Linked DNA regions of Homo sapiens: region 2 is linked to region 1. Evidence: chromatin contacts called from ENCODE Hi-C or POLR2A ChIA-PET data. All regions are on one chromosome and are shown on one strand. The core of a region is the stretch at or near the end of the contact, and the rest is flanking DNA. Distances in the headings are between cores, read along the strand shown. Region 1 has its middle 24 kb from the start of PIK3AP1. Region 2 overlaps PIK3AP1 (phosphoinositide-3-kinase adaptor protein 1).

What was found. Hi-C counts contacts between places; a loop is a spot of excess contacts on that map. ChIA-PET counts read pairs that join two places held with the same protein, here RNA polymerase II (POLR2A). Pooled maps may share reads with other maps.
Region 2: a map of B cell shows a loop between it and region 1 (10-fold over the local background). The contact joins two enhancer-like sites. A Hi-C loop is called at or near these places in 30 of 168 maps with a recorded cell type or tissue (A673, B cell, CD14-positive monocyte and 24 more), 34 of 37 single-sample maps with no recorded cell type and 29 of 50 pooled maps. POLR2A ChIA-PET finds 5 or more read pairs at or near these places in 8 of 52 experiments (AG04449, B cell, GM10248 and 5 more).

The regions. Positions count from the first base shown.
Region 1 is chr10:96,742,254-96,745,867 of GRCh38, reverse strand. It overlaps the pseudogene RNU6-1274P. Among named protein-coding and RNA genes, the nearest start is that of PIK3AP1, 24 kb to the right of the region's middle. RefSeq lists an enhancer at 1,729-1,778. Within about 2 kb of position 1,692, at least 3 of the 41 ENCODE cell types and tissues checked have a DNase peak (open chromatin) inside an H3K27ac peak, as active enhancers do; they include B cell and CD14-positive monocyte, where a contact is called at or near this core.
Region 2 is chr10:96,642,966-96,646,653 of GRCh38, reverse strand. PIK3AP1 (phosphoinositide-3-kinase adaptor protein 1) reads left to right here. Exons shown (of 17, transcript NM_152309.3): 8 at 992-1,181. Among named protein-coding and RNA genes, the nearest start is that of TM9SF3, 58 kb to the right of the region's middle. RefSeq lists an enhancer at 1,113-1,182. Within about 2 kb of position 1,258, at least 10 of the 41 ENCODE cell types and tissues checked have a DNase peak (open chromatin) inside an H3K27ac peak, as active enhancers do; they include B cell and CD14-positive monocyte, where a contact is called at or near this core.

The sequences.
Region 1 (3,614 bases), core at 443-2,942:
AAGAAACCATTTTTCTCATACCCATAGTCTAACTCCACACAGATCCACTGACAGATCTCCTAGGGGGATAGGCTGTCCTGGATGGGAAGTGAGAGAGCGAGAGGTCCCACCTGGAGAGTGTGAAGGGGAAAAAACGAATCCCTAGACTTGGGAAGAGTGATATTATTGTGGGTTGAATGGTGGCTCCCAAAAACGTGGCCCACATCTTAACCCCTGGAACCCGTGAATGTGACGTTATTTGGAAAAAGGGTCTTTGCAGATATAATCCCAAGGTGAGATCATCCTGGATTATCTGTTGGGTTTTTTTTTTGTTTTGTTTTGAGATTGAGTCTTGCTCTTGTCACCCAGGCTGGAGTGCAGTGGCACGACCTCAGCTTACTGCAGCCTCCGCCTCCAGGTTCAAGTGATTCTCTTGCCTCAGCCTCCGGAGTAGCTGGGATTACAGGTGTGTGCCACCACACTTGGCTAATTTTTGTATTTTTTTTTTTTTTTAATTTTAGTAGAGACAGGGTTTCACCATGTTGACCAGGCTGGTCTCGAACTCCTGATCTCAGGTGATCTGCCTGCCTTGGCCTCCCAAAGTGCTGGGATTACAGGCATGAACCACCACGCCCAGGCCATCCTGGATTATCTGGATGGACCCTAAATCCAATGACAAGTGTTCTTATAAGAGACATAGAAGAGAGACCTGGGGAAAAGAGGTGATATGAGGAGGGAGGCAGAGATCTGAGTTATGCAGCCACAAGCCAAGGAACTCCTGGAGCCACCAGAAGCTGGAAGGAGCAATGAAGGATTGTCCTCCATGTCTTCAGAGGGAGTGCCGTCCTGCTGACACCTTGATTCCAGACTTTTGGCCTCCTGAATTGTGAAAGAATAAACATCTGGTTCAGGCCTGGTGGCTCATGTCTATAATCCCAGCACTTTGGGAGGCTGAGGTGGGCAGATTGCTTGAGCCTAGGAGTTTCAGACCAGCCTGGGCAACATGGCGAAACCCTATTTCTACAAAAAAAATCCCCCCAAAATTAGCCGGATATGGTGACATGCGCTTGTAGTCCCAGCTACTTGGGAGGCTCAGGTGGGAGGATCACTTTGAGTCTGGGGGGCAGAGGTTACAGTAAGCCAAGACTGCACCACTGCATTCCAGCTTGGGTGACAGAGTGAAGCCTTATCTGAAAATTTAAAAAAAAAATTGTGTAGTTTTAAGCCATGAAATTTGTGGTAATGTGTCACAGCAGCCACGGGGAACTAATACAAGTGGCATGGGACAATTTTAGTGGCAACTCTGGGAAAAGAACCAAGATTAAAAGACATCAAGAGAGGACCCATTCAACTAAATATGTAGCATCAGACAATAGGGATGCAGACCTCACACCGACGACATACTAACCTTCTGAAACCAAGTCACACAGAGAGGGAAGTAGGTCAGTAGAACCGACAGGACATCAGGGTAGGAAACCAAAGAGGCCGTGTTGCCTGAAGTGAGGGATGCCGGCCATCTCAGATCCTGCCCCAGCAATGGCAAAATGGATCTCTCAGATGCTGGGAGATTAGACAGAGATATACAAAGAACGAGCACATTTCTGTTAGAATAGGAAAAAATAAAAAATAAAAGGGAAATGGTCAAGAGGTAGGAAGATATAGCTTCCTCTCAAGGAGCCAATAGCCACTGGGGTGTGCTGTTTTCTCATGATCAAAGGTTTGAGAGGGATGACTCACAAGCCTCTACTGAAGGGTCTCACAGAGAAATGCACCAAAAAGAAAGGGTATGGAAGCAACCTAAGTGTCCAGTACCAGAGGACAGGTGAAATGATAGCACAGCCGCACAACAGGGCATGATGCAGCCACAGTGCTGTGGATGAATGTTCACTCAATTGAAATATGTTCAAGACATATTAAGTGCAGAAAGCAAGCGTGAAACAGTAGGTACAATGTAATCCTGTTCCTCATATGTAAAATGCAGATGAAGGTAATAGTAGTTACCCTATAGAATTGTTACAAGCATTTGATTAATATATGCAAAGTGCTTGGCAGTACCTAGAACATGTAGATGCTGTACAGCATCACTGTTTTATCATCACTTATTTTTTTTTAATTCTTAACATTTTTATTTTATTTATTTATGTTTAGACAGAGTCTTGCTCTGTCACCCAGGCTGGAATGCAGTGGTGCAATCTCGGTTCACTGCAACCTCCACCTCCCAGGTTCAAGTGATTCTCGAGCCTCAGCCTCCCAAGTAGCTGGGACTATAGGTGCATGACCCCATGCCCAGCTAATTTTTGTATCTTATTTTATTTTTGAGATGAAGTTTCACTCTTGTTGCCCAGGCTGGAGTGCGATGGTGTGATCTTGGCTCACTGCAACCTCCACCTCCCGGGTTCAAGAGATTCTCCTGCCTCAGCCTCTCGAGTAGCTGGGATTACAGGGGCCCGCCACCACGCCCAGCTAATTTTTGTATTTTTAGTAGAGACAGGGTTTCACCATGTTGATCAGGTGGGTCTCAAACTCCTGACCTCAAGTGATCGGCCCGCCTCGGCCTCCCAAAGTGCTGGGATTACAGGCATGAGCCACCGTGCCCGGCCTAAAACAATTTTTTTTTTAATATGGAATGCTTCGTGAATTTGCATGTCATCCTTGCACAGGGGCCATGCCAATCTTCTCTGTATTGTCCCAATTTTAGTATATGGGCTGCCGCAGTGAGCACTATCATCGCTTCTTTTAAGTATTCAGGTCCACTGTTCTGACCCTTGGGGGTCAATGTATTTTGTGATTCAAACTTTTTCAGATTTTACAAAGGTGTATAATTATGGAACATCCTTAGTGTGCTTGAAGTAGCAACTCACGACAGCCAAATTCATTAATATTTCTGCAGTGAAACATACGAGTATTCACATTAAGTGAGATAACTGAAGAATATAAATAGCACCACATCAGTTTGGATCAGGTGGTGCAGCCAAATAAATTCACTACAAACTTGGAAAACAAACACAAAAACAAAACAACCTTGTGGTTCCAGGGATTTTTGCCTGGGGGAATTACAGATGAGAGACTGTCGACCTGTTTATATAGAAGCATCAGGAAAGCCTGAATGCATTGTCTTGTTACGGTGCTGCTGCTCACTGAGGAGACTGCGGCTTATTTTTATTTTTATTTTTGCCTTTTGACTTTGCTGTTTTAATTTTTCTGCACTGAGTATTAAATACTTTTTTGCCTATAGTTTCTTGAATTTCAATCGATTCAGATAAATGTAACACAAATTTAACCCAAGGAGAATATTGCGTTGCTCAGTGGACCTCAAAAAGATCATAGCCAGCATTGGGTTCACAATTTTCATTTGCACCTTTAAGAAAGTATATTTTTCTGGGGAGGCAGGGAACACTAAAGGAGATGGAGCGGGTTTTTCTATTCTTTTTCTTCTGTCTTTAAGTTGGTCCCACCAACACAGTCCATATCCAGAACTAGTTAATTCCTCATCTAGGGCTTGCTTTACCTCCCCTCCCCTCCCCTCCCTTTCCTCTCTCTCTCTCTCTCCCCCTCCCCTCCCCTTTCTTTTTTGAGATGGAGTCTTGCTCTGTCGCCCAGGCTAGAGTGCAGTGGCGTGATCTCGGCTCACTGCA
Region 2 (3,688 bases), core at 9-2,508, 99 kb after region 1:
TTTGGAGGAGACTGCTGAAGGAACAGGGGCTAGTGTGCCAAGCTGCGGAGTGACCTCTGACTACACACAGGGCGAGAACACCTTAGCTGCATTCCTGTTCAGCTCATTTGAATTTCTGCGTGGCTAGTCAGTAAAGGTCACACCTTCTTGTGTCATTTTTTTCCCTTTGGAGGAACCACTAGGGTGTAGAAGAAGTATCAGAAATCAGGATTGCAAGCCCTTGAGTAAGATACTAGATTTTTGTGAGCTTTGTTTTTCTCATCTGTAAACTAGAGAATATTATACCTTTCTCAAGCAGTAGTGGAATGGATTACAGGAGATAGGGTATAGGCAAATACCTAGCATTGTACCTGACATTTAAAAGGTGCTCACGGGAAAGTATTTTTTTTTTTTTTAGACAGAGTCTTGCTCTGTTGCCCAGGCTGTAGTGCACTGGTGCGATCTTGGCTCACTGCAACCTCCACCTCCTGGATTCAAGCAATTCTCATGCCTCGGCCTCCCGAGTAGCTGGGATTCCAAGCGTGCTCCACCATGCCCGGCTAATTTTTGTATTTTTAGTAGAGATGAGGTTTTGCCATTTTGGCCAGGCTGGTCTCGAACTCCTGACCTCAGGTGATCCACTTGCCTTGGCCTCCTAAAGTCCTGGGATTACAGGTGTGAGCCACCACATCAGGCCATGGGAAAGTAATTTTTAATTTGTATCCTCTGGTCAGTGGACATTTAACGAGTATTTCCTGAGTGCCTAACTCTGTGCTTAGTGTTGTAGGAAGATACGAAGATTAAAACAAAAACGTGAAATAAACTAAAAAAGGTGGGAAGCCTGGCCTCAAGGAGCGTTCAGTCAGGTGGGAAAATACAAATACACACAACCAGTTGTAATCCTGACTCATGGGAGCCTTTACTTTGCTGGCCACAAGTGCCTTCGGGGGCCAAGTTCCACCCGGAAAGTCAGGCTGCCTCAGGGCGCCGTGGGCCTCATCTTCTCTTTCAGGAAACGGTGGACATGCTCAAGAGTCACATTAAAGAGGAACTGATGCACGGGGAGGAGGCTGATGCTGTGTACGAGTCCATGGCCCACCTTTCCACAGACCTGCTTATGAAATGCTCGCTCAACCCCGGCTGTGACGAGGATCTCTATGAGTCCATGGCTGCCTTTGTCCCAGCTGCCACTGAAGACCTCTGTAAGTAGCACAACCCAGTTCTGCTTCCACCTTTCTGCTGAGAAACAGCTTTTTTCATTCCGGATGAAGATGGCGCGGGGCAGTCCCTATGTACCCTCACTTCACCCCAGAGAGATGAAGGTCCTGTTTTACACAAAGCTAGGGCTGGAGTCATGTGCTGTGACAAGCAGAATTCTTCTCCAAACTTCCTCTGTTATGACTGCTGGGAGAGTTTAAGCAAATATCTGGAAGTCAGAATTGATGAACTCATTGCCTCGTGATCTGAGAGGCCAAATCAGTGGCTCTCAGCCCTCAGTCTCCAGGGGTCCTTTTTATAACAAACATTTTCCTACTCTGACATGAGGTTTATGTATTATATAACCTACCTACATATAAAATTCTCAGAAATCAAATATACTGCCCTAATTGAAATAGGAAAGAGAAATTAAAGAAGAGGACATACTCAAACATGCCTGCACCAGAAGTCATGACAAAAGAGTCAGATGCAGACACACTCAGAATCACGGTCAACGGCTTCAAACATTGACTGACACGTTTGCAGTCTTGGTGGCTCAAATGATGGGAATAATGTTGGCATTGGCACCTGGATTTTCCTAGATGGTGAACAACTCTTTATGATTTCCTTTCCATTTTCATAGAAATTGAATTTCTAAAAAATTAAGTGTTTGCAAAAATAAGATGTGTTTATATGTGAAACAGTTTAGGTTCTAGGCTCAGAAAATAATAAGCAGATTTTTTGGGGGGCGAGGGGTAATTTGATTTTATTGCATTAATATATAGTAAGCTTATTTTCAAAATATCATTCTTCAGGATCATGATTTTTCTTATAAACTGTCTAACAAACTTTGCCCACTTTTTATTATCTTGTTTTTTCCAATGCAAAAGTAATGCCTTTTGACAAAAGTGAATGAGCAGTAGAAGTTCCCCTCCAACACCTAAACTCAAAACAAAATAGGAATCTTTAACTGAGTTGAGAGAAGTTCTGTGACTTGTGACTCCCAGCCAATATGGCATTGGTAATAATTAGTAATAAAATGAGGTATATTTGTCTATATTTTTGCTTATATCTGCTGACATTAAATTTAAAAATACAGACATACTTGTACATATACACAGATATGTAGAAATATACACATAGGTATAAATATGTATCATACGTACTTTTTAAAACTTATGTGTATGTCTAGGGAAATATTTGAAAGTCACGAGGGACATGAAACATCTCTTCATTGGGCAGGGCTGTCCCACACATAGCAGGATGTCTAGGGTCCTTCCCCCTTTTCCTAAATGCCATCTCCTTGGTGACCACCCAAAATACCCTCATAGATTTTCCAAACGCCCCCAGGGGGCAGTGCCACCACCCTTGAGAACCGCTGATCTGGGTAACAGTGGATCTGATCTCCACGCACGTACTGGAGTTGAAGCAGGAGACCCACACAGCAGGCCCTCTAAGAGGCTTATTCATGTGTTACCATCATTCGCTACCAAATGCTAAGCATGCGGAGGCACCACCGGAGACTTAGCCCTCCTTCCCTCTGGTTTTCATTAATAGATTCAAGGAAGAGAAGTATCAACCAAGGTATCAGCATTATGGATGGGGGAATTTCTGGAATGGGCTATATTGAGTGTTACAAGCCTTCAGCCTGAAAAGAAGACAGTAGGGCCCTGGGCCCACAGGGAGGCGGGCCTGACTTTCCCATCCATGAACTCATGGAAGAGCAGGCACCAACAGGATGCCTTGGAGAGAAGGCATAGGTTGGTCAGAGGGCCAGAGGCAGTCTCTGATGCCAGCAGGCCTTTGACACTGACCCCAGAACCTGCAAGATGTGGTCCAGAGGTTGTTAGGTGTTTGCCATTCAGATTGGGTGCTCCTTTAGGGGAAAGAGCAATAAAAGCTCCTCTCCGTCACCTAACTGGGAGGCTTAGAAGTGCTGGTGGAAGCTCTTCCAGAATGAGCTGTGCCTTGGCATGGATGTGGGGAGAGAAAGCACCATCGCTACCATCCACACCCTTGATTTCGGACCTGAAGTCCGAAAGCTACCCCACTAAGATGCTTTTCTTACCTGCACTTTACAAATGGGGAAACAGAGGCACAGAGGGGCTGAACATTCCCAAAGTGTCACAGCCAATCAGTGATAGAGCCCAGATTTGAATCCAGATTTCTCTGTCATTAGGACCATATTCTGCAGAAATTGTTATCCAACACCATGCATTTTAGTCGTGGTTCCTTTTGGAAAAACCATCTAGCCTCTATAGCCTTTCTTCCCCTATCTGCAGCTCCAGATATTGGATAACAAAGCAGCCTCTGGCGCCCCCTAGCCTTGCCCATCATCCTATCCATATACCTAATAAGCATGTCTGGAGCATCTAGTACATTTCGGTTACTGATGTCTTCTGGGTGTTGGAGATACAGGCGGGGAAGTGGGTAGGACCCAGTCCTTTCCATTGTGGAATAGGGACTCACTCACAAAAGAACACTTGGAGAACCACCAGTACCCACTTGAATC